Regions from separate parts of the Mus musculus genome. Here region 2 is linked to region 1. The links are chromatin loops, found by intact Hi-C in ENCODE. Cell type or tissue: gastrocnemius. All regions are shown on one strand. Links, peaks and the distances in the headings refer to the core of each region. The heading gives the core; the rest is flanking DNA. Region 1 overlaps Gm39625 (a long non-coding RNA gene). Region 2 holds the start of Mir6897 (microRNA 6897).

Region 1 (12,319 bases), core at 3,581-6,080:
ATGGTGGCTCACAACCATCTATAGTGTCATCTATCTGATGCCCTCTTCTGGTGTGCAAGTGTACATGCAGATAGGAGACTCATACATAAAATAAATAAATAAATCTGAGAGAGAGACAGAGACGGAGACAGAGTAAGAGTCAGAGAGAGACAGAGACAGAGAGAGTCAGAGAGAAGGACAGAGAGAGAGACACAGAAAGAGAGACAGAGAGAGAAATTCAGGAGAAGCCCAGAGAAGCTAGATTGAATCAGTGTGGAAAGGAGTTTGAGCCATTACAGTTGAGTTGAGCCAGCCAGTCAAAGGTGAGAAAGGATTAGGAAACGGTAAACTTATTCAGGAACAAGTTGCAGATGCTGAAACATTCTAAGACTACATACAATTGTACAGAGGGTAGAAGCTTCCAGTAATGGGCCTATTTTAGCAGAGAGAGGCATTAAACCTGAGGATGACAATTACCTCAGATGAATAAAAGCTTCTTTTACATCTGAGGGTGAGGGTATGCATCATGTGTACAGGTGCCCATGGCAGTTAGAAGATGGGATTAGATGTCGTCACACACATACACACACACACACACACACACACACACCAGAGGTCTAGACTGTTGTGCTCTTGATTGCTGAGCCATCTCTCCAGCACCCCCACTGCCAAAGCTGGTGATTTTGAGATGGTTAACTTTGGAGACGTGGCACCTAGTGAAGCAGGATTAGATCCTTGAAGTCACTGCCCTTGGAAAGAATGTTTACTGCCTCGAAAAATGTATTTGTTCTGCCAAGAGTGAGTTATAAAAAGAGTAAACATGATCCTCGAAGCCTGCTGCCTGTCACACCACGTGATTGTTTCCAAATTCCAAAACTGGCCAAAAAAAAAAAAAAAAAAAGCCTCTTTTCTCATAAAATACCTAGTCCTGGATATTTTGTCATGACAACAGAAGTTATACTCAACAAAGGGACCTGGGGGCTGGAGAGATGGCTCAGTGGTTAAGAACACCAACTTCTTCCAGAGGTCCTGAGTTCAATTTCCAGCAACCACATGGTGGCTCACAACCATCTGTAATGGGCTTTGATGCCCTCTTCTAGTGTGTCTGTACTCATATGCATAAAATTAAAAAGGGGGGGGGGAACCTGAAGGGTCCTGGATTCTCTGTTGAGATAATTCTATAATGATGACTTCAAATGTATTATAGAAGACTTTAAGAAAGGCTAGAAATATAGAGAGCAAAGTGTGGAATTGATGATGGTTTGTCCCAACACCCAGGAGGCAGAGGCAGGCAGATCTCCGTGAGTTCAAGGCCAGCCTGGTCCTCACAGAGAGATCTAGGACAGCCTGATATACATAGTGAGATACACCCACCCCACCCCACCACAGCTGCCTTAAAAAGAGAGAGAGGAAAAGAGCAATGGGGTCCTCCAGTCTCTTCAAGGGAGTGGAGAGTGTGTGCCAGGGTGCAGAGGACTTGGGGTTTTTATAGGGCAGAAAGGGGAATTTTGGAGGTAGAAGATTCCATCTGCAGATCTGTTTCTCTGGTTTCAAAGCTGTAAATACCATGGGAGGTTGGTCTGCTGTCTTCTTATCAGGAGCTCCCTGAATCGAAGTGTTTGCAGATGTTATCAGAGTTTCCCAGCTCACCTGAGGCTTTTAGCTCCTCAGCCCTTAGCTCCAAGCCTAGGATCCACCCACCACCTAAACAGATTGGTGCTATCAGCTATGTATAATACAGTACTCCGGATCTGGAGGCAGGAGAATCGGAGTTCAAAGCCAGCCTTGGTTATGTAGTGAGTTTGAGGTCAGCCTGATACATAAGAGACCTTGTCTCAAAAACTAAAATAGGGAGCTAGGGAGACTGCTCAAGCGGGGAAGAGCACTCGCTGCTCAAAGCTCACAGCAAGAACTGGTTTTCCCAGCACTCGCAGGGCTGGCTGCTCACAGCTGTCCATTTCCTGGAGAGCAGATCTGGGTTGTTGTTGTTGTTTTTAATCTGTTTTGTTTTGTTTTTTTGTTTTTTGTTTTTGCAGGCACCATACATGCAAGTGGTTCACATACAAACCACCCAGTCAAAGAACCCGTACACATAAAATAAAAATAAATCTTAAGAACAATGAAAAGAAGCTGGGAGGTGGTGGTACACTCCTTTAATCCCAGCGACTGAGAGTCAGAGGCAGGCAGATCTCTGGTCTACAGAGCAAGTTCTAGGACATCCAGTGCGACACAGAGAAACCCTGTCTCTAAATAAATAAATAAATAAAATGAGAAGGTAAGTACTAACTATTGCCCTATAGACTGTCTTACTTTTTTTTTCCCACAAAGTCAAACTTAAAGTCCTGCTGCAGCCCATCAAGCACTGTGATTGAAGGAAGGCACACCTTTGCCCACCTCAGCTACCAGATTAAGACACTGTTTTCTGTTTAGTTCTGCCTGGGCAGTTTAGATGGAAACGGGCAGGACAGTGAGTGCCTCGTGCATCTTTTGTAAACACTTGGGCAATCTTGGATGTAAAACAGAAGGTCTCGTTCATGACAGAGAACAGAAGCCCTGAGAGGCAGGAGTCTCAACTCTGCACTTTATTTACATTGGTGACTGCAGCTTGTCTTAGTCAGGGTTCCTATGAAACAGCATGACCAAAAAGCAAATTGGGGAGGAAAGAGTTTATTTGGCTCACATTTCCATATCACTCATCAAAGGAAGCCAGGAGAGAAACTCAAACAGGACAAGAGGCAGGAGCTGAGGCAGGGGCCACACACAGGTGTTACTTACTAGCTTGCTCAGCCTGCTTTCTTAGAGAACCCAGGTCCACCAGCCCAGGGATGGCACCACCCACCATGGCCTGGGCCCTCCCCCATTGATCACTAATTGAGAAAATGCCTTATAGCTGGAACTTATAGAGGCCTTTAGTCACCTGAGGCTCTTTTGTCTCCTTGACTCTAGCTTGTGTCAAGTTGACACACAAACCCGGATCTGGAGGCAGGAGAATCGGAGTTCAAAGTCAGCCTTGGTTATGTAGTGAGTTTGAGGTCCATATTCTAAGAAACAACATTGGAAACAAAGTCACAGGGAAGCTGGATTCGTGCCTGGGAAACGAGCTCAAGCTCGCTGTCTGGCCTCCTAATTAGAACATGGATAAGGCCCTGTTAAATAAGCTATGGGAAGGGAGGCTCCGCAGCTGGACCTTGGACACAGCTGGAACTGTCAGCCTCACACCTGGTGCCCGCAGAGATTGCTGTGTCTGCTGGGAAAAGCCACAGCAGGGGGCGTGGTTACTGAATAACAAAGGACCCAGGTCCTCTGAGACACCGAAGTTTGCTATAGCAACTCAGTGATATTAAAATGATGTGTGTTTGGACTTCTGGGTACAGCTAAAGAGCACGGGGCTTGCTTAGCCTCCGTGAAACACCACCCCCCACCCCCACCCCCCCAACCCCCACCCCGCTCCTCTGTACTATGGGTGGCGGTAAAGTGTGGTTTCTCTGGAAAACGGAAGCAGCTGAGGGGGAGCTATGAATTTGATCCAACACAAAATTGTTAACTTGCATGAAACATTATACAAGGGTTTCTTTTGACATTTCTTTCTTTATTTTGTGTATGTGCTTGCCCATGCAACCTGCACATGTGTGGAGGTCAGAGGACCACTCATGGGGCTCAGCTGTCCACCTCCTATGTTGGTCCGCGGGATCTAACTCAGATAGCAGGTTTGGTGGCAAGTGCCTTTACTTCCTAAGCCATTGACTGACTGACCAATTTAGATAGTGCTATGAGGCCAGACCCTGTCATGGAACTAACAAAGCAATTGGAAAAGAAAAGAAAGCAGGCGTGCAAAATATGTTTTTAAATTACTGACTCTGTGACTGGTGAGATGGTTCTAGGGTGGGGCAAAAATACAGATTCAGCAGTCAGAAGTCTATCTGGTTGTGACCATCAACTAGATGAATACTGGCGGTGACGAAGCTTGAGGGGACCAGATGGCCTGCATCCCAGTCTTCCCGGCTAGGAGATGGCTCCATGTGTAAGATGCTTGGCGCACAAGTGTGGAGTCCTGAGCTTGGGTCCCAGCACGCAGTTAAGAGTCAGGCATGTTGTATGCTTGTAACCCCAGCACTAGGGGAAGAGACAAGCATTTCCTGGGGACTTGCTGGCCAGCCAGTCTAACTAAACAGCCCGTTTTAGATTTAGTGAGACAGCCTCAAAAAATAAAATAAAATAAAAAATGAAAGTGGAAAGTGAATGAAGATGACGCCCTGAAGTCCACCTCCAGCCTCTACACATGTATGACCACACCAGTGTGCACATATCCACGTGCAAACCAAATTGATTGATTGATTGATTGATTGATTAAAATGGACAGTCTTACCCAGAGGTGACCAGAGATGATGTATGAAGCTTGTTCTCAAGGACTGCTGGTCACTCGGAGTTTCCATTGATCCCCATGGCTCACAGATTATCATCCTCTGATGAGATACGGCTTCTCCTCCTCCACAATGTGTTACTTTTGTGGGTTACCAAACCATGTCCATTCGTTCACATTTAGACTCTTGTCTGAAGGAACAGATACGATGGCTTCTTGTCTGTGTTCCTAGGGAGCCCCCTAGAGGCCAGAGTGAGTAACTGACACAGGGCTAGTGGAGAACCCAGCACAGGGTTCTTCCCGGCTAAGTAAGCCCTGAGTGGGGTTGTTTGGGGAAGATTTAGTTGTAGTCCTTACCCTGACACCCGAAGGCAATATTTTCTGTTCTCATGAGAGTTTATGATTCCTCCAGGTGTTCAGGTACCTAAAGGAAAGTACTGTGTACACGAGGAAGTCAAAGAACTGACCATCTTTGGTGTGAACAGGCAAGTGGGTGTGCATAGGTGTGCAGTGGCACACGAGAGATTCTGTGTGGCCATCAACAGGGCAAAGTAGATACTAGAAAGGTGAAAAGGTATCTTCTATATTGAGGACTTTGTGTGAGGCTGCAGAATCTGTTCCTGAGCCAGAATTCCAGAATTCACATTCATTCATTCATTCATTCATTCATTCAAACATTCGTTCATTCTCTCTCTCTCTCTCTCTCTCTCTCTCTCTCTCTCTGTGTGTGTGTGTGTGTCTGTCTGTCTGTCTGTCTGTCTGTGTCTGTATGTTTAGAAGCCAGAGGATGTCCACATGTGGAAAACTCAACTAACACTTTTTGAGACAGTGTCTTTATTGTTTTCCACTATGTGGACCAGGCTAGCCAGCTTATTAGTTTCTGTGGATTCTTCCATGCCCACCTCCCATTCTCCCATGGGGCAGTGCACTCCTGCAGCCAGCTTTATGTAGATTCTAGGGAAAGGAACTCAGGTCATCACAGGGAGACAAGTGTTTTACCCGCTGAGCATTTCCCCAGCCTCCACATCCATGACAAACTCTCAGTGGCAGCTGGGACAGAGACACAGCTCCATTCTGACACTGTAGCAGAGTGAAGTTCTTTTAGGGACTTCAGCTCCACTAAAATTGGATCCCCGGAGTCATCACAGGGAAGAACTTCAGGACAAGACAGCATGAAGCAGAGCTAAAGTTTATTAAAAGATGTGTGTGTGTGTGTGTGTGTGTGTGTGTGTGTGTGTGTGTATTCATAGGGAGGGTCTCTAACTGAACCAGGGGCTACCATATTGGCTAGGCTGGCTGGCCGGCAAGCTTCACTGATGTTCCTGTCTTGGCTCCCTGCTCCCATCAGCACCAGGGTTACAAGTGTGGGCAGCCATGTTTGATTTTCACCTGGATCCTGAGGATTGAACTCAGGCCCACATGCTGGCACATGGAGATCTTTAAGCCTGTTTTTCTTTGGTTTATTTTTGAGACAGGGCCTTACTGTTAGCTTTGGCTAGCATGGAATTCACTATGTAGACCAGGCTGGCCTCAAACTCACAGATACTCACCTCTCTCTGCTTCTGCCTCCTGAATGCCAGAACCATCCCCTCCCCCCTCATAAATAAGATTATAGGATGACTCTGGAGGCACCTTGGGTAGGTTCCAATCTGATTAAATAAAATCAGGATACCTAAGTTGGTACAAAAGTTGGTATGTGTATTTTGTTGCAAATGGGGTTTCTGATGGATTCCTAGAAATTGCCAGGTTTACAGGTGAGGAACGAGAAAGGTGTAAGGCATACTGCAATTCCTGATTCTCAGGTGGTGAGAAAGGTCACCCAGAAGCATCTCCTTTCTCTTCCCATGTCCCCAGCCTATCATCCATCCTGCCTCAAAACCATAAAGGGTTTATCCTGAGGCAAAGGGTCTGGAGTCTTGGCTGGGACTCCAGATCTCAACGGTACTGAGGACGGCTGTGTGGCCTCAGGCAGGTCAGACACAGCCTCTGAGCCAATGGGACCTTCTCTGCTCCTTCTGCCGCAGAGGAGCACAGAGAAGGCGCCGCCTCCTGGCTCACGAGGGAATTCCTCCCATTCCTTCAAAGGGAGATGCAGGGACACTGGTCAGTGGTAACGAACTGGGAATGGATGCGACAGTAGCATGCCGGTCCCCTTCAGTCAGACGCAGGAATCTGGCCTTCCGCGTCCATCCTTTTCTTGTGGACTTCTGAGCTGAAATTTCCAAGCAGCTTCCCTGAAGCAGGCTGCCAACGCGCGCTGTAGTGCGGGGATCCAACTGGGGCCGAACACCACATGAGGCTGGGTTGTGAGGAGAGCAGGGGTTTTCAAGCATCTCTGCCAGACACCACCTAATCAAGCCACGGGAATTTCCTCAGTCTGAAGGAAAACCCCCCCGGCAGTCCCGGGCCCCACCTGGCCGTTTCCTGTTCACGCCACACTGAGAGTCCTGCAACCGGGATTTTGCTTTCCTTTCTCTCTGCCAAGTATCCTCCAAAGGATGATTAACAAAACACCCCTGTTTGCTTTGGTCCGCTGCCCATCCAACCCTGCAACCTAGAAATCAAGCCGCTTTCAGGAAAATGAACCTTAACCAGTGGTTTGCCTGTCACCTAGCACGCACAATGAGACACCAGGCCTGGAATGGGATTAGCACCCAACAGTGGCACAGTCTTGAAGCTGGCTCGCCTGAAGACTGAGAGAACAGCGAGCCTCCTGGTCCTGCTTTGGCTAGGTTTGTTACAGAATTTGGGGGCCACAGTCCGTACTTCAAGAATCCAAGTTCAGCCACCTATCCTTAAGAACGCAATTAGAACAGCCAAATTAATAGTAAAAGGCTGAAAAGGGAGATTTATTCAATGTAGTCACATTGGGAAGAGGGGCCTCAGGTCCATTTTGGGGGTCCTGAAATTATATTAAAGTTTAAATAAAAGGCTAGGGGTGTACATATCTAGGCAGTTCAGTGTAGTCCTGCCTACCATCGACCCCCAACATGTCTGGGCTTCGGTCTCATTCTGTGTAATGGCCTGACAGATTGTTAGAATTGTGTGGAATCTCTAGGATAAAAGCCCCACCTCTCTGCCCCTTGTCTCTTTCCTGAGGAAATTCCCATCTTGCAGATCCTTTGTTTCAAGACTCTGATGCTCAGACGGAGAGACGCATCATTTCAGCCACGCTGGTTACAGGCTGACCTCCCTCCCGCCTCGCGACTCCCACATGGCCCCTCTCCATCCCCACACTCGCTGCCCTGCCGACTCTCTAAGATAGCCATTCCTCCCCTCTCCATCTTCCTGGCAGCCGCGGGGTGCAGGACCGCCACTCCGTTGCTCCCACTCCGGGCTCGCGTTTGTTTCTGCTCCCCCTGCTCTTCCTTCAGAGTAATGTGGAGGCTTTAGTTTGGTTGATACATTTTTTTCCCCTTGAGATATAACTCACAGACCATAATCATCGTCATAAAAATGTGCCAATGGCAGTTCACTGTGGTGGTTCGCACTTGCGATCCCAGCACTTGGAGGCTAAGGCAAGGGGATAGCCATAAGTTTGAGGCCAGCCTAGGATACACAGTAAGACCCTGCCTCAAACAACAACAACAAAAACAACAACAAAAACATTTTAAAGATTTATTTATTTATATACAGTGTTCTGCCTGAATGTATGCTTGTGGCCAGAAGAGGGCACCAGATTACACTACAGATGGTTGTGAGCCACCACATGGTTGCTGGGAACTGAACTCAGAACCTCTGTAAGTACATCCAGTGTTTTTAACTTCGGAGCCATCCCTCCGGACCACAGAAACAAAATTTTAAAGTAACAATTAAATTTAGTGGCTTCAGTGCCATTAAATTTGAACAGCCACTGTTCCTTGTCTCATTGTGAGACCTGAACCCTTGGTTTTGTTCTTTTGAGACAAGGTCTCTAACCCATGTGGATCTCCAACTTACTTCGTGACTTTGAACTTCTCGTCCCCCTGTCTCCACCTTCCTTGCTGGGTTTGCAGGAGTGCAGCACCACGCCAGGATTCTGTAGCGCTGAGGACTGGCCCCAGAGCCTCATGTCTGCTAGGCAATCGCTGTAATGAATGCTGTTTAGTTTTTATTGCCCATGTTTCCCTCAAACCCAGCCCTGGCCACCACTAGTTTCTGTGTCTGTGCTTCCTATTATAGATATTTATGTGCATGGATTCATGGAACTCCTGACCCTTTGTTTTTTATTTCTATATTTTAAGATTTATGTGTGTGTTTTGCTGCATGTATGTGTACCATGTGTGTGTGTGTGTGTGTGTGTGTGTGCGTGCGTGCGTGCGTGCGTGCGTGCGTGCGTGCCTGCCTGCCTGCCTGCCTGCCTGCCTGGTGCTCAAGGAGGTCAAAGATGTCAGTTATCTTCTATATCTGGAGTTACAGATGGATGTGAACCACCATGTCAATTCTGCCAATCAAATGTGGAGCTTTCTGCAAGAGCAAACGTTCTCAACCTTTGGAGCCATCTCTCCAGCCTCATTTATTTTTGTTGTTGTTGTTGCTTATGTGTGACACATATGTGGGTGCTAGAGGGAGCTGTCAGTCCCCTAGAGCTAAAGGTAAACCGGTTATGAGCCACTTGACATAGGTGCTGAGAACTGAGTGTGCTTTAAACTGCAGCTGCATCTCTCCAGCCCCCATGTGGCCCTTGGTGACAGACTTCCTTCTCTCAGTGTGTGCCCAGGGCTCATCCTCAGAGCACGAGTCAGTTGTTCCCACAGTTGTGTTGGCCAAGCAATACCCCACTGCTGTGGTTCCGGCATTGCTCCACCGTCTCTTTATCGGCTGGTTCACATTTGGGTGTTTCCATCTCTGGGATACCGTGAAGGGATGGTTCTTCTCTGAACTCTGCTCTGCGTGGGTATGTGGTTTCAGAACGATTAGCAGAATGGCTGGCGTATATGCTAACTACACTTTTTGAGGAATCAGCAGAGTGTCTTCCAGAGCGAATAACCTTATTTCTTAAACAAAATATGAATGCATTCTCATCATAAGAAAAATGGCATTGCAGTAAAATGCACATGACCATTCAGCCACTCTCCTCTCTTTTCCCAGTGGCACCTTTCACTTTGTTACACATTAACACGTACCTGCAAGTGTACCTGCATGCATTACTCTATGCATCTTAATCTACATGACATTGACTATATACCACATTCAGGATGCCAGAAACAGGGAAGCCAGATCTCACGGCCCTAGTTGAGAGTCTAAGACAAAAGGATTTAAAGTTCAAGGCCATCCTGGGCTACATAATAAGACCCTGTCTTATAACAATCAAAGCAGGGGTTTGCTCAGTAGTAGAGGACTTTGCACATGAAGACTTTATCATCAATGCCAGAGGGGGGAAAAAACAGTAGAAAGGAAGGAAGCAAAAACAGAGAAAGGAAGAGGTGAAGGGGAGAGATATGTTAGTCCTTGTAAGCACCGTGCACACTTTTGGAACATCTGCTTAGCTGTTTTATTAGGTTCTTATACTTCTATCTCCCTACCAAACCTTATTCCACCCTGATCCCTTCCAACCTGCCGAAACTAAGTAGGAGAGAAAGAAGGCTAGAGGGGGAAAGAGGCAGAAACCTCTTTAGACTACTTCCTGCTGACTAAGGGTATTGGGTTTCTTGGGGCAAGTCTAATCTGCATCAGGATTCCTCCAACCTCTTCTCATCTCTCTTTTTTTATATAAATAATTTTTTAAGATTTATATATTATTATATCTAAGTACACTGTAGCTGTCTTCAGATGCACCAGAAGAGGGTGTCAGATCTCATTACAGATGGTTGTGAGCCACCATGTGGTTGCTGGGATTTGAACCCAGGACCTTCAGAAGAGCAGTCGGTGCTCTTAACCACTGAGCCATCTCTCCAGCCCCCTCATCTCTTACAAACTGCAACAGCAGGAATGGGGAGGAGCAGGGGGAACACAGGGAGAGAAGCAGAGGGAAGAGGAGCAGAGGAAGGAGAGCAGGGGAAGCAGCAGGGGGAGCAGTAGGGGGAGGAGCAGAGAGAAGAGGAGCAGGGGGAGCAGCAGGGGGAGGAGCAGGGGGAGGAGCAGAGGGAAGAGAAGCAGAGGAAGCAGCAGGGGGAGGAGCCGAGGGAAGAGGAGCAGGGGGAGCAGCAGGGGGAGGAGCAGAGGGAAGAGGAGCAGGGGAAGCAGCAGGGGGAGGAGCAGAGGGAGGAGCAGAGGGAAGAGGAGCAGAGGAAGCAGCAGGGGGAGGAGCCGAGGGAAGAGGAGCAGGGGAAGCAGCAGGGGGAGGAGCAGAGGGAAGAGGAGCAGAGGAAGCAGCAGGGGGAGGAGCCGAGGGAAGAGGAGCAGGGGAAGCAGCAGGGGGAGGAGCCGAGGGAAGAGGAGCAGGGGAAGCAGAAGGGGGAACAGCAGCCTCCTCAGGCCCTCTCAGGGTGCTCCCATTTACACCCCCTCCAGAGTCCCCAGAATTAATTTTTTTGCAGCTGGCAAAAACAGGCCCCTGCTAGAGCTATAGGCAAATCACAATCACCTGCTGTGAGCAGCCTCTCATCTCACACCTGGAGTTAAAGCAAAAGCACATTCTCATAACATAACTGGGTCTTTAGAGAAACCAAAATTCTCACTACAAACACTGTAGGAAACTGCAGTTATATCAACAGCATTTGCCTTCTGGTGAGCATAACCAGTTTGTTCCCAAGTGCATTCCTGTCACAAGAGCCTCTTCTGGAACATTCTGGCAGATATTCTTACGCATGCTCTCATTTGCTTTACCCTCATAACCTCCTCACCATAGCAACTCTCCAGATCTGCTAGGCCACAGTGCGTGCTAAATTTGTGTTGCATTGGGTAAGGTTTACAAGTTTTTCTTTGTTCCATTAATGTCCTTTCTAACTTTTATTTATTATCAGAGTGTGTGTGTGGGGGGGGGTCATGTGCCATGGTAGACATTTGAAAGTCTGAGGACAACTTTCATGAGTCAGTTCTTTCCTTCCACCATGGAATTGGGGATCAATCTCAGGTCATCAGGCTTCAAGGCAAGGGCTCTTACCCACTCCACCTTACTGGCTCGGCTTCCATTTTCTTTTTCTTTTCTTTTTTTTTAAAGATTTATTTATTTATTATATGTAAGTACACTGTAGCTGACTTCAGACACTCCAGAAGAGGGCGTCAGATCTTGTTACAGATGGTTGTGAGCCACCATGTGGTTGCTGGGATTTGAACTCCAGACCTTCGGAAGAGCAGTCGGGTGCTCTTACCCACTGAGCCATCTCACCAGCCCGGCTTCCATTTTCTTAAGAAATACTTTTACTGTGAAGGAGGAAGAGGAAGAAGATGAGGAGGAGGAGGAGGAAGAGAAGGAGAAGGAAGAAGAGGAAGAAGGAAGAAGAAGGAGAAGAAGAAGAAGAAGAAGGAGAAGGAGAAGGAGAAGGAGGAGAAGGAGAAGAAGAAGAAGAAGAAGAAGAAGAAGAAGAAGAAGAAGAAGAAGAAGAGGAGGAGGAGGAGGAGGAGGAGGAGGAGGAGGAGGAGGAGGAGGAGGTGGATGGGGGAGGGGGAGAACAACAACAACAACAACAGGAGAAAAAAAGAACTCGAAAGGAAACATAGAAATCCAGAAGAAAATACTCACAAGCAGCCCTGAATGTGGTAGTGTATCCGGTAATGCCAGCACTTACGAAAGCTGAGGCTTGAAGCCATTTTAAGTCATTACATCACCTTCTGGTTTAAACTGTTAACATTAAAACCAAACAAACAAAACCAACAGCAACAAAACCTAACAGCTGGGCAGTGGTGGTACATGCCTTTAACACCAGCACTTGGGAGGCAGAGACAGGTAGCTCTCTGTGAGTTCAAGACCAGCCTGGTCTACAGAGCAAGTTCCAGAACAATCAGGGCTACACAGAGAAAACCTGTCTTGAAGAACCACAAAACAACAAAGAACATTATATCATCTTCAGATCTGCTCTCCAGTGATGACATCATTAGAGGTACCAGGTCTCTGCTGTA
Region 2 (12,319 bases), core at 4,764-7,263, 110 kb before region 1:
TACATGAAATAAATAAATCTTTAAAAAAACAATTCTTCAGGCAGAAGGAGCCTAGGATGAGAAAGGTTTGAGAAGCTCTGAGCTGGAGCTGAATTGGGGTAATGGTGGACACCGCCCAGATGACCTTCCAGCTAGAAAACCATCTCGGATGTCTAAGGTGACAGGTATGGTATACTCATTGTGATCATCACTGAGAGATTTATATTTCAAGCTTTCATGCTGTGAGCCTTGAGTACTCATACATTTATAATTAAAACTTGAGAATAAAGATATAAATGTGGGACACATTAAGAGCAATAAGGAATTAACAAGCGAAATTTAAGAGTCAGAGACGGGAGATCTCTGGGATTGCTCGTTAGTTTATTTGCTGGGTTCTATCAGAGAAGACTTGTCTCAAACAGAGGAGAGGACACCTGAAGAGTAGGTGCATGCACACACACACACACACACACACACACACACACACACACACACACACACACAACCAGTCCCCCCCCTAAGCAAAACCAAACACACAGCGACACAGAGCTCCCGCTTCTTTGCCAGGTTGTATTTAAGCTTCATTTCCCTGTAGAAGCTTCTGCTGCCCACTAAGCTCCTCCACCCCACAGGCACCAGGCCTTGACTGCCACCTCAGCAAGGGCACATCAGTCTCAAGTGTGCACTGATCCTGGAGCGGCCAAACTGTTCAGCTCCACTCGTGCAGCTCAGACAAGGGGAGGGCAGAACCTGCAGGCCTCTGGAGGAACCCCGTGAGGGGTCTGCAGCACACTTGGAGGCTTTGCTCTGCTGCCTCTCAAGGTCATCACCACATTGGTCACCCAGGCTCAGTTGGGGGCGGGTCCCAGAGTTGGGGGCCTGGCTGTTGGCCCAAGATCTGTAGGACTCACTGTGGCCAGACCCTGGGACCTCCCAACCTCTCAGGCTTCGTGACTTCTGAGAGGTGAAGGGTAAGACTATCTTCTATCAGTCTGCCCTTCACTCACACACACACACACACACACACACACACACAGAGAGAGAGAGAGAGAGAGAGAGAGAGAGAGAGAGAGAGAGAGAGAGAGAGAGAGAGAGAGAATGAACAAGCAGACAGCTGTAAGAAGAGAGGAGGAATTTTATTGTGTTGGACAGATCTTACTCTCACGGTGAAACCCGCGTGGACTAAGACATCCACAGAGTTTAACCTCATCGCCAAGTGAGGTGTTGGTTTGAATGGACAGAGTAGGACACAGTTTCTTTAAAACCCCTAAGCTCTCTCTCCATTTCCCCTTTTTTTGGGTAGGAAAACAGAGTGCTTGGTAGTCTCTGTTGCACTGCCGACCTTGGGTGAGTAGAGTTTGCATCTGGCTAAGGGAATGGTGCCCACTTCTTTGTTGAGCCCACCGGGGTCAAGTAAGGCAAGCAGAAAGCACAGGCTGGGAAAGTCCACGGCTCCACGCCCTGCTCATACGGTCGGTCACGGACCCTCCACACTGCTAAGGACCCGGGAGACTAGGAAGAGGCCTCCCGCTTTCTGTCCCCGACCTGATGGACTTCCCTGTGCCACGCTGATGCCTGGCACCGACGCTCAGCTGCTCTTGGCAGTCAGCATGCAATGACTCCACGAGAAGGATCCGCCAACCCACCATGGCTATGTAACACAGAAGAGCTTTCTGTTATTACACGGAGACACAAAACACCAGCAATGAGGGAGGGGTGAGACCCTTCCAGACACTTGGAAATTTTAGTGACTTCCTGAGTGACAATGTTTAATGTGCTTGAGCTTGATCCAGCATTTGAGAAGTCCTCATTACCTTAAGGCAGAGAAAATGGGAGTTCATGAAATTTCAACAGAAAACTGCTCCCCTACTTAGTAAACAAGAACGTGAGGAGCCGTTTGATTGACTCTGATCATCATACAATATCCCATAAAGCCACGGACTCAACAACTCTCTTAAGAAGTCGTGCTCCGTACTGCCAGCACGTGTCCCTCTAGGCAGCCTTCCATGAACTCTCCCCAGAAAAGTGCATGGGAGTGAGCGCCTTCCCAACGCCTCAGGTGCATCATTTCCTTGAAGCATGCGGGTCTAACTAGGAAGGGTAATTTTAGAAGGGTAATTTAATGGAGGACACGCGGACAAGAGGAGTTGACTTCATACTGGTGACCAAATCTGACCAGTCCTAAACTATGCCAGTCAAGTTTGTTTCCTGTTTTTTGTTTGTTTGTTTGCTTGTTCTTTTCTTCCTTCTTTAGCACTGGGCTCTCAGCTCATCTTTCAGCAACTCAGACGAGAGCCAGGTAACATACCTGCCATGAAGTCTGCTCCTGACCAGACAGGCCCTGCACGGTGCACACATGCACGCCCCGAGACGACCATGCTCAACCAGAAATGTAGCCTCTGCCCGGGTAACAACGCCAACTATCTTATGAAACCAGCACATTACCACTCTCGACATGGGTGCATCCAGGATACTTCTAACCCAGGACTCTGGAGAGCTGTGCCCCACAGCCCCAGGTCCAGTCAAGGGCCGCTTTTCATGGATTCACATCGGCACAGTCTGACTTGTCACAGGTCACACTACCCTAGTGATTCAGAAAGGAAACACTCTACTGCTATATGACAGGAGGTCAAAGAACCATTTATTCGCAGGCCAAGAATGGCGGTGAGCTCTCCAGGAGCCTCAATAACCTGTCTGCTCAGTCACTTCCTGCTTCTTGGAGAATAGCTCATCTCTCTTTTCAGTCACAACATGCTTTTTCGTAGTGAGAATGTCAGGTGAAATCTGACAGGGACACCCTTCCAGGGCCACTTGCCGGCAGCAGCCCATTTGTGGCAGTGGCTTAGTTTGTAGAGATGATTTAATCCACAGGATGCAAGGAAGGACCAGGAAAGGGGGGGCCTGGACAGCTTTAGAAGGGTTTAGTTTAGGGTCTGGCCTAGCCAGCATCAGCTCTGAATATGACTTATGTCAGTGTAGTGACCCACGAGGGACTAAAGGGCCATAGGAGACCCATGCCTTCCTCTTCCTCAGAGGAGGCACACATAATTTGGTAAGAGAAGGACCCTGGCCACCGGGCCAGCATCTCAGAGCACTGACTATTCCTGCTCAACACTCCAGGCTCCCAGGGCACTGGGAAGACAGCTTCCGCTCACAGTCGGGCGCAGCAGCCCTGAGAGCTTAATCCAGGGTGGACATGAAGCCTGAACAAAGGCTGGCTCTTAAGCTAACTTTTAGATTTGAAAATGGGGGGGGGGGAGATATTACTTGATATATGTGTGGTAATTTTTTTATTTTTTGAAATTCATGTTGTAATATACACTGTATCAATAAATGTCAAGGGCTAGTTAAGCTAAGAAGCTATGGAACATGTTTGTCTCAAACGTATCCTCCATGGCCCTTTGTCTGGGGATGTGTGCCCCTTCCCTGACTTTATGACAAATGACAAAACACTTTGATAATCCAAGAGTCAAAATACATCGCTTGAAACAGCTGGGAAGTAATTTATTCCCAGACACCTTTCCAAGGTCAGAGGGCTCGCTACAGCCTGTCCTTGCTACCCAAGCGCCTGCAGAGGGAGAGGGAGAAAACCCTGCTGACCGACCGATGGTAGCAGCCCCCCAGCTCGTTTCTGGGGTGTCGTGAGCACCGAACTAAATGATGTTGTTTTTAGTGCTGCTCTTTGTTCTCTTATGTGGATTCCTGACCTGAGGGGACACTTGTGCTCTGCCCAGGACTCTCAGTGGGAGCTCCAGCTGACGAGGTAAGGGGGTTAATGCTGGTTCTCTGAATTCCCAATCCAGTTTTCTGTCTCTACTTATTACTTAACAATTGCCCACTCAAATCCCTAACCACGGCTCCTGTAGGCCATTCTTCCATGGTAACACACATATTACCTAGCTTGGACAGGCAAGAACTTAGTTACCCACAGTACTCATTCCTCATATTCAGTCTTTTTTTTTGGGGGGGGGGGGCTGGGGAGATACAGTACCAGACAGAAGGCCTTGGGCTTGCTAGACAAGCACTCTGTCTGCCACTGAGCCACACCCTGTGCCCAGCAACACTAACTCTCTGCTGTAGATCCCTGAGTCCTGGGCAGAGATGACACCACACACCCACACCTGTCCAGCCAGGTTAACAACACGTGGAAGGCTCCTCAGCCCAGGCTGCTCCCGAGGTGATGCTGGGCTGTGGCTGTGAACACAAAGCAGTGAAGGGTGCTGCTTCAGACAGCAGCAGTACCTTAGAACTGGACCAGACCTCGGCAAGTCTCGAAAGCCAAAGGGGACCCTCAGAGCCAAAGCACAAGGGAAAGACAGAGTGTAGGAAACCGAGTTCCAGAGACAGAGTCATTCCTGGTCACAGGTCTGAGAGCATTTGGGGGAAGAAACACCCAAAGTTATCCCCTGGGTCTGAGAGAAAACTCTACAAGGGAAAGGGCAGACAGTATGGTGCATCCAGACGGAGGCTGAGCACGCTGAGAGCGGTCACTGAGGGACTCAGGACGCCTGTGCCCAGCCAGGAAACTGATAACCAACAGCTTTTTAGAAAGTAAGAAGAAAAAGCACACATTTTCATAAATAGAAAAATTGTTTACAAAACAATTACCTGGACAGTTCACTGGGTACTAGACTGAAGAGAACGGCCCATGTTTTTGTCTTCCATCGAACACCCCAACACTCTCCACTACCTGCCATTTCTTCCAGCCTTATCCACACCACCCCGTTTCTCCTGAAGACTGATTTGCTTAGCAACTGCACTGAGCCAACCCTGAAGACACATGATTATTGGTTGGGCTCCATTAAACAACAAGCCTAGTGCTTGGGAAGGGGGGTGGGGAGGGGAAGAGACGTGAGAAGCATGTTGGCGTAGACCTTGAGGCATGGATGAAGCATCTGCCGGCCTGACCTGGTACAGGGTGGGCATCTGCACTGCAGCAAGGGCTGCAGGTAAACTGAGGTAAGGAAGAACATGGTGACCTTTCTGCCCAGCTTCTGGGCCAGCACAGCAGTGTGTGCTCTGGGCTGTGGGCACCGAAGGACTGGGCTTCTTGCAGTTGCTGCCGGCATTTCTCCCTCTGGTGAGAAGAAGAGTCCCAGAAGACCAGCCACTTGTCTTCCTCTGAGGTACAAATCCAACAGAGCCTTAGCCCCAAGGATCTAGCACCCACTAGGGTGCAGTAGTCTAAATCAATGCTCAGATCAATAGGTGTGGTACACCTGCCCAATCCGTTCATCAGCAGTCGTATCGAAAGATCAGAGAAAACAGCAGTTAGTCCAAACTGTCAAGGTGGGTTTCCCATCTTCCTCCAGAGATCATAATTCCTCATGCTTCTGAGAGCCTGGGGGAAGAACACAGACCGTGAGACTTACGTCATAAAACAGCGTGTGACACTGCCCCCAGCACAGCACTGTAGCTTCAGATGGTCTGTAGAAGCTTGGTGTTGGCTATTTCTGTATTAAGGGTTGAAAGCGAACCTAAGAGAAGAAGACATTTTTAGCTCTAAGAACTGACACGCCCTTGGGCTATACACGGCCTCCACCAGGGCAGCGCTGGCTCTCGGGGTCTCCAGCAGGGCAGAGCTGGCTCTGGGCCACACACTGCTGTGTGCAGAAATCTTCTGCACTTACACATTCTTTCTGTGAGCCAGGGCAGCTGTTCTTTGATCCTTAAACTGTTTTAAGGTTGCTGATCGGTACGTAACAGTAAAGTACATCTCTCCGTGTGTATTGCTTTTCCTGGAGTTATCTAAGATGCAGCCTCAGTAGAGGCATTCTTGCACAATGCACTTGCACTTTACCATGACTGTGTGCACATGCTATGGTGTGCATGCGTGCTCACAGCAGCTCTGTGGAGTGAGTTCTCTCCTTTGCTCTGACAAGAGACGTGGGAATGAGGACTCGTGTCATGAAGTAAGCACTTCTCCTGCTGAGCCACCTCTCTGGCCCATTGGTGCAGCATTTTCAAGGCTCCTTGTAAGAGACCTGCTGCTTTTAAAGCAAGGCTTTCCAGACACATGGACAGTTTCGGCAAGGCTCACTCACCAGTCTCACCCCTGCCCCCTAATGCATTGCACTACCACTCCACCTGTATTTTTTTGACATATCAGATATTAATGGTGACTCTAATTTCATCACTGTATCCTTATTCCTCATATATGGCTCTTCTTTTGAATAGTCTGTTCATATTCTTTGTCCATTTATCTATAAGTAATTACATAATGAATTTAACTTCTTAAAACAGTATTTATTTTCATTTTTTTATGTGTATGGGTATTTTGCCCTTATGTCTCTGAATATCACATGCATGCTAAGCACACAGAGGCCAGAAGAGGGCATCAGATCCCCTGGAACTGGAGTTATAGACAGTGTTTTTAAAGCTAAGCCGGCTCTCCTGCTCCAAATCTTTAGTGAGTGTGTGACTATAACCTACTAGCTATGACACTTTCTAGCCTGCAGTCTCCAGAACAGACTTTCAAGTCTCTCCAGGTCCCTGCACTTGCTTCTTAGGATGAGTTTAAAGGAGGAGAAATATTTAATCGAGACTCCAATTTATTCACTGTTCTTGTAGGCTGGTCTCAAATGCACTCTGTAGGTGGAAGTGAGTTTAACACCTGGTCCTCTTGATTCCCAGCCTGGCATAAACCGTCCAGACTTTCATGGACAGACAAAGATACTAGACGTTTATTTGTAAGCTTTAGTGGCTTTGAAAATAAAAGACCACAAATCACCTAATTTGACCAGTAGTCTATAAGGTTATTGTAAGTATACAGACGCCCATGGTAGGAGGAGAGCACTGGCTGCTGAAAGCAAGCTGTCCTGACGTCTACAGGCATGCGGTGGTACATATGAACACTTGTGTGCACCCCACCACACACACACACACACACACACACACACACACACACACACACACATCTCTTCTTCTTCTGACTAAACAAACAAGTGTTGGGGGGAGGACTACAAAACTACATTGAATGTGCTATTTAGAAGACTGGCTGAAGGGCACAATGGGAAATAGACCCTGGATGAGATCAAGATCTAGGGAAATGGACCCCTACATTGTTTCAGCAACAAATTAGTAGCCAGGACTGACTTATCCTCAGTCAGCTTCACACTGACCTTCCTGCGTCTCCTCTGTATGCAGGGTCCCCAGCTCCTTCTCCTCTTGGAAGAGGGTCTGCAGCTGCTTGATCTCCTGGTCGTAGTCTTGCCACTCAGGGACGATCCGCACGGCAGCCTCCAGTTTGGGCTCCTTAGTCATGGGATTATTACACTGCAAGCACACAAGCACACCTCAGTGGAGCTATAAGAAAGGTACACCCTATGTACAGATTGCCACAGGCCTCCAGCAGGCATGTGTGAGACTAAGTATGGGAGATCGGGATTTCAGGGCTAGCCTGGGTTACACAGTAAACCTCTCAAAACCAAAGGAAACAAAGTTACTGGCTAAGCAGACACCTGTCCAGGCACAGGGTTGAAGTGGAAGACACGGGTGACACAGCAGAAATCAACTCTTAGACCGCTGCATGTGATCTGGCGTCCTGGGCAAGTGAGGAAGAGCCCTGCTGAAGTGACCAGGACATGCTCTGCAGCTCCAACCATAATTCAGCGAAAGCCAATTTGAACAGCACCAGCAGCCACCAGGTTCTCTGTCCCAGGGCAGGGAGGACCACCAGGCTCTGTCAGGTCCCAGGGTAGGGAGGGCAGCTCACCAGGTCGATGGTCTTTGCCCGCTTCTTAGAGGCGTCATCACACCACGTTTCACACCAAAGCCATTCCTGAGGGAGCGATTTGATTGGCACCTGATGGATCATGTTATTGGGCAAATCCTGTTTGGTAAAGAAAATGAAACACAAGGATTTAAAACTCAGAAAGAAATTTAAATAAGCAACCAGTGTAGGCTTAAAATTCAACTAGAGTGCTGGAGAGACAGCTCAGCATTTAAGAGTATATATTGTTCTCCCAGAGGACCTGAGTTCAGTCCCCAGAACCCATGTAACCCACATGGGCAGATCACAAACACCTGCAACTCCAGGGATCTGATGCCCCTTTCTGGCCTCTGCAGACACCTACACACATGTGCACATACCCACACATAGACATGTGTACACATATTTAAAACTTAGAAAAACAAACAACAATACTCCCTCAACTGGGGACCCAAGGGGGTGACTATGAAATTAAGGGCATTAGCACCTCTTACAGGGAACCCAGTAGGTCCCCACCATACGGCAGCTCACAACCATCTTTATCTCCAGTGCCAGGGGGTCTGGTGCCCTTTTATGGGCTCCTCCAGCACTGGGCTCACACACACACACACACACACACACACACAGGCAAACACATATACATATAAAAAGAGACAAAACCAACACAAACAAGATTCAACTACATTTCACTGCATGAAAGTAAATTCTAAAACTTCCCGTTGCTGTCTTTTGCTCTGTTGAGACTGTTGCCCACGCTGGCCTGGGACTTGTCCTCCTGCCTGGCCTCGCACGCACGTGCTGAGACTACAGAGGAGTCACCATGCAGTCTCTGCTCACTTCTGCAGGGAGAAGAGGTGGGCCTTAACACTTTATAGTTTTCCAGAGGAGAAGCACCGACTCTCCCGCTCCCAAATGATGGAGCCCAAATTTCTCTCACAATAAAATGTTCCATTGTCCTAACACTCTGGGGAGAAAAAAACCCAATATACCACTGGAATAAATAAACAGAACTGACTGACTGTGACGCTTGTAAAAATGATGTAGTGTAGTCAGCCGAGTATAGTGCTATGCGCTGCAATCCCAGCACTCTGGGAGCAAAGGCAGGAGTGTTCACAGTCACTGAGTTCCAGGCCAGCGTGGCGATGTGAGATCCTGTCTGAGAACCATGACCAGGTCAGTTATGCAAGCAACAATCACTCCAGTCTTGTGCACAATGGTGGTCTGAATGAGAACAGGTCATAGGTTTGAACACTTGATCCCCAGTTGGTGAAACTATTCCCATCAACCACACAGCAGCTCACAACCGTCTTTCTGTATGGGGACAGGTTAGGAGGTATGGCCTAGTTGGAGGAAGGGTGTCACTGGGGGCAGACTGCGACATTTCAAAAGACCTACACCATTCCTGGTATCTCTCTCCATCTCCCACTTATAGTAAAGATGTGAGCGCTCAGCTGTTTCTGCTGCCGTGGTTTTTTTGCCCTGCCATCAAGGCCTCTAACTCTCTGAAACCATAGGCGCAGTTAAAGGCTTTATCAATGGCCTTGGGCATAGTGTTTTCTCACAGAAATAGGAATGAAAAGTAACTGAGACAATTTCCTTCATCAAACCGTCAACAAAATAAACTTTAGATACTGCTGAACCTGCACTTTCTACTCTGCGGGAAGATAATAATTATACATAATATACTTTATAATATAACACAGTCTTACAGCCATACATATCATGGCTCCCAGTTTAGGGTCTTTATGTGATTCCTGAGTGTGCAAATAAATGAGTGGGTTTCTGATTCTTGTGCCTTTTCTTTTCCTCCTGTTTGTTTTGTTCAATTCTGAATGTGTTAGCTTTTGTTTTATCTTTTTATTCTGTATTCTATTATTATCCCTTAGATGCTATTTTCTACTGAGAGACAGAAAGCAGGTGAATCCAATGTGAGGAGGGGAAGGAACGGGAAACTGGAATCGGGATATATTATGTGAGGGGGAAAATTATTTTCAATAAAAGGAAAAAAATAAAGAAAAGAAACAGCTGAGAGAAAACATGAACAAAAGCAGTCATATGCTCAGAGGTCATGAGATGAGAGCCAGCAGGTGGGTCAAAGACCTGGCAGTGCAAACTGTCACTCTGCATGAGACAGCTGCTAAAGATAAAGGACAGAGGATTCCAGCACAGACTGAAAACAAAAAATACTAAAATGGAAGCAAATATGTTAATTAAAATGAAGGACAAACAGAAGACTAAACTAACTAGACAGGAAACACAAAGAACAAAGGACAAAAGACTAAAATAATAAACTACTAAGATTGAGCAGGGTGGGGGGGCGAGCTGAGTGAAGGTGGTTAGCTGCAGGAAGCTCTACAGGAAGGAAGAGATAGAATGGGGAACGGCTGGTGAAGGGCACAAAACTACAAAGGAAAGTGAGTAGAGGGAACACATCCCCAGGTCAGCAGAGGCCAAGAGGCTAAATAGAAGCATGGTGTCCAGGCTAGACAGCAGGCTCAGTAGAGTCTACAGAGTGGCAAGTGGGCTGCCTCCTGCCTGCCACAGTCAGGGAGCAGGGCAGCAGTCTGCTATCAGGAGTGACATGCTCCTGACGCACGGGGCTCTGGTTATAGCCTTGGCTTTGTAGTGACTCCTTGATACACCTGAAGATGGATTCTTTTAATGGATGCTACATATCACAATAAACAACAACATATTTTAAGAAAGACTTTAAACAAGCTGGGTATTGTGGCTCATGCCTTTAATCTCAGCACTACGGAGGCAGAGGCTGGTGGATCTCTAGACCAGCCCTGTCTACAAAGAGAGTTCCAGGCCAGCCAAGGCTACTAAGTGCTACCTGGTCTCAAAACAGCAGCTGCAGCAGCAGATTGACAGTAGATATCTAAAACACTTAAAGCTACAACTGGGGCTGAGGAGAAGGGTGAGGGTAGGAGCCCTGGCTGCTCTAACACCTGTCTGTCACTCCAGCTCAGGGTGATTGAGACTCCCTCTCCTGGTCTCTGGGAGCACTGCACATACAGTGCATAGACCTACATGCAGGCAAAACACCCATGCACATAAAGACAAATAAACAGAACACAAACCCAAACGAAACAAACCTGTAATTTTACTTCTGAAAATGCTTGTTATTGGAAAAGTTATTCAGCAAGCCTTCCTGAAAGTTCTGACATGGAGGGCAGTCAGGGCTAGAAAATTTTACTACTTTTTAGTGTAAATTCTGAGCTTTTTGACAGTCTCAGAGCCTTTGGGATCAGACAAGTCTCTCTCTCTCTCTCACACACACACACACACACACACTCACTCACACTCACACTCACATACTTTCCATGAAGAAATAGTTCAGTTCTGAGAAAGCACACAAACACTACTTCATTTTCAGACACAAATGGCATACTTGTATGTGTAATGTCAACGGTCACTTACTTGATCAAGATTTGAAAGACTGTTGGGATCCTGGCTCAGACCTTGGTACTGTCCCCTGAGTCTGTCTCCAGCAGCTATTTTCCTAAACTTCTTCAGATCCACGACATACAGCGCACTGAGTGGAGAGGAGACACTTGTTACAGACAAACCATCAATTGATGTCAACAATGAACCCAACTGAATGGTGGGAGAGGTCATGGATGGAACAGGCCAGTGTCCCAGAGAGAGAGTGGAAGATGCCGCAGAGGGCGCATGCACATGGCCAAGAGGATCACACACCTGCAGGCTATGGCCTGCTCTGACGGCTCACTTTGGCCAGCTTTTTATTTTGTTGTCTTACAAGGAAACTAATTTCTGAGGCAAGATTTCTATCTAGGGGCTGGAGAGATGGCTTGGTGGTTAAGAGCACTGACTGCTCTTCCAGAGAACCTGAGTTCAATTCCCAGCAGCCACATGGTGGCTCACAACCATCTGTAATGGGATCTGATGCCCTCTTCTGGTGTGTCTGAAGAGAGCAACAGTATATTCACACACATAAAATAAATATAAGAAAGACAAAAAGAAATCTGGCTAACTCAAAAGATCCAGTGATAAAGATCACTGAAACTGATAAATGATAACAATTTGCCACCACTATCCTGACGACATCTTAAGATAACAGGAGAGGAGCAGGCAGGGTTCCAATTCTCTGCAGCCAAGAAACACGGAATAAAACTGAAGTCACCGCAGCCATCATTCATCTCTGTGTGTGCTCATTTTAACAAGGAGTTACTTAGGGCCCTGAGGATTGTCGCAGAGGTTAGGAGCCCTGGCTACCCTTCTAGAGGATCAGAGTTTGGTTCCCTTCATGCACACAGTGGCTCACCATCTTCTGTAACTCCAGTTTCAGGGACTCTGACATCTTCTGGCCTTCATGCAGGCAAAATACTCATACACATAAAATAAGTCAATCTTTTCTTTTTTTAAAAAAGATGTATTTTTTGTTTTTTTTTTTGTAAATGTGTATGGGTGTTTTACCTGCATCTATGTCTGTATATCACATGCAAACAGTGCCTACACAGGCCAAAAGGTGCCCTGGACCTGGGCTTATAGGCAGGTGTGAGCACCCATGTGGGTGTGGGTGTTGGTGCTATGGAAAAGTAGCCAGTGGTCCTCATCTCAGAGAACATCTCTCCAGCTCGATAATATTTCTTGTATATGTCCTAG

The links. Hi-C counts contacts between places; a loop is a spot of excess contacts. Peaks named below come from ENCODE experiments on the same cell type or tissue, not always from the same donor. Only the 100,000 strongest peaks of a DNase experiment are listed, where the experiment ranks them.
Region 2: it touches region 1 in a loop (5-fold over the local background); 13 of 42 quality-filtered maps call a loop at or near these places.

What each region holds. Positions count from the first base shown.
Region 1 is chr1:36,248,435-36,260,753 of GRCm38, forward strand. Gm39625 (a long non-coding RNA gene) reads left to right here. Exons shown (of 2, transcript XR_865343.3): 2 at 2,016-2,108. Among named protein-coding and RNA genes, the nearest start is that of Gm39625, 10 kb to the left of the region's middle. In gastrocnemius, for the core only: a CTCF peak has its summit at 4,595 (motif pointing left); DNase peaks (open chromatin) are centred at 4,000 and 4,579; H3K27ac peaks cover 88 bases.
Region 2 is chr1:36,138,932-36,151,250 of GRCm38, forward strand. It overlaps Uggt1 (UDP-glucose glycoprotein glucosyltransferase 1), which reads right to left. Exons shown (of 41, transcript NM_198899.2): 38 at 11,114-11,228; 39 at 7,694-7,810; 40 at 7,101-7,254; 41 at 1,097-5,320. The coding sequence ends at 5,295. It overlaps Mir6897 (microRNA 6897), which reads right to left and starts at 5,382; the gene lies at 5,321-5,382. In gastrocnemius, for the core only: a CTCF peak has its summit at 6,304 (motif pointing right); DNase peaks (open chromatin) are centred at 5,561 and 6,323; H3K4me3 peaks cover 581 bases; H3K27ac peaks cover 1,340 bases.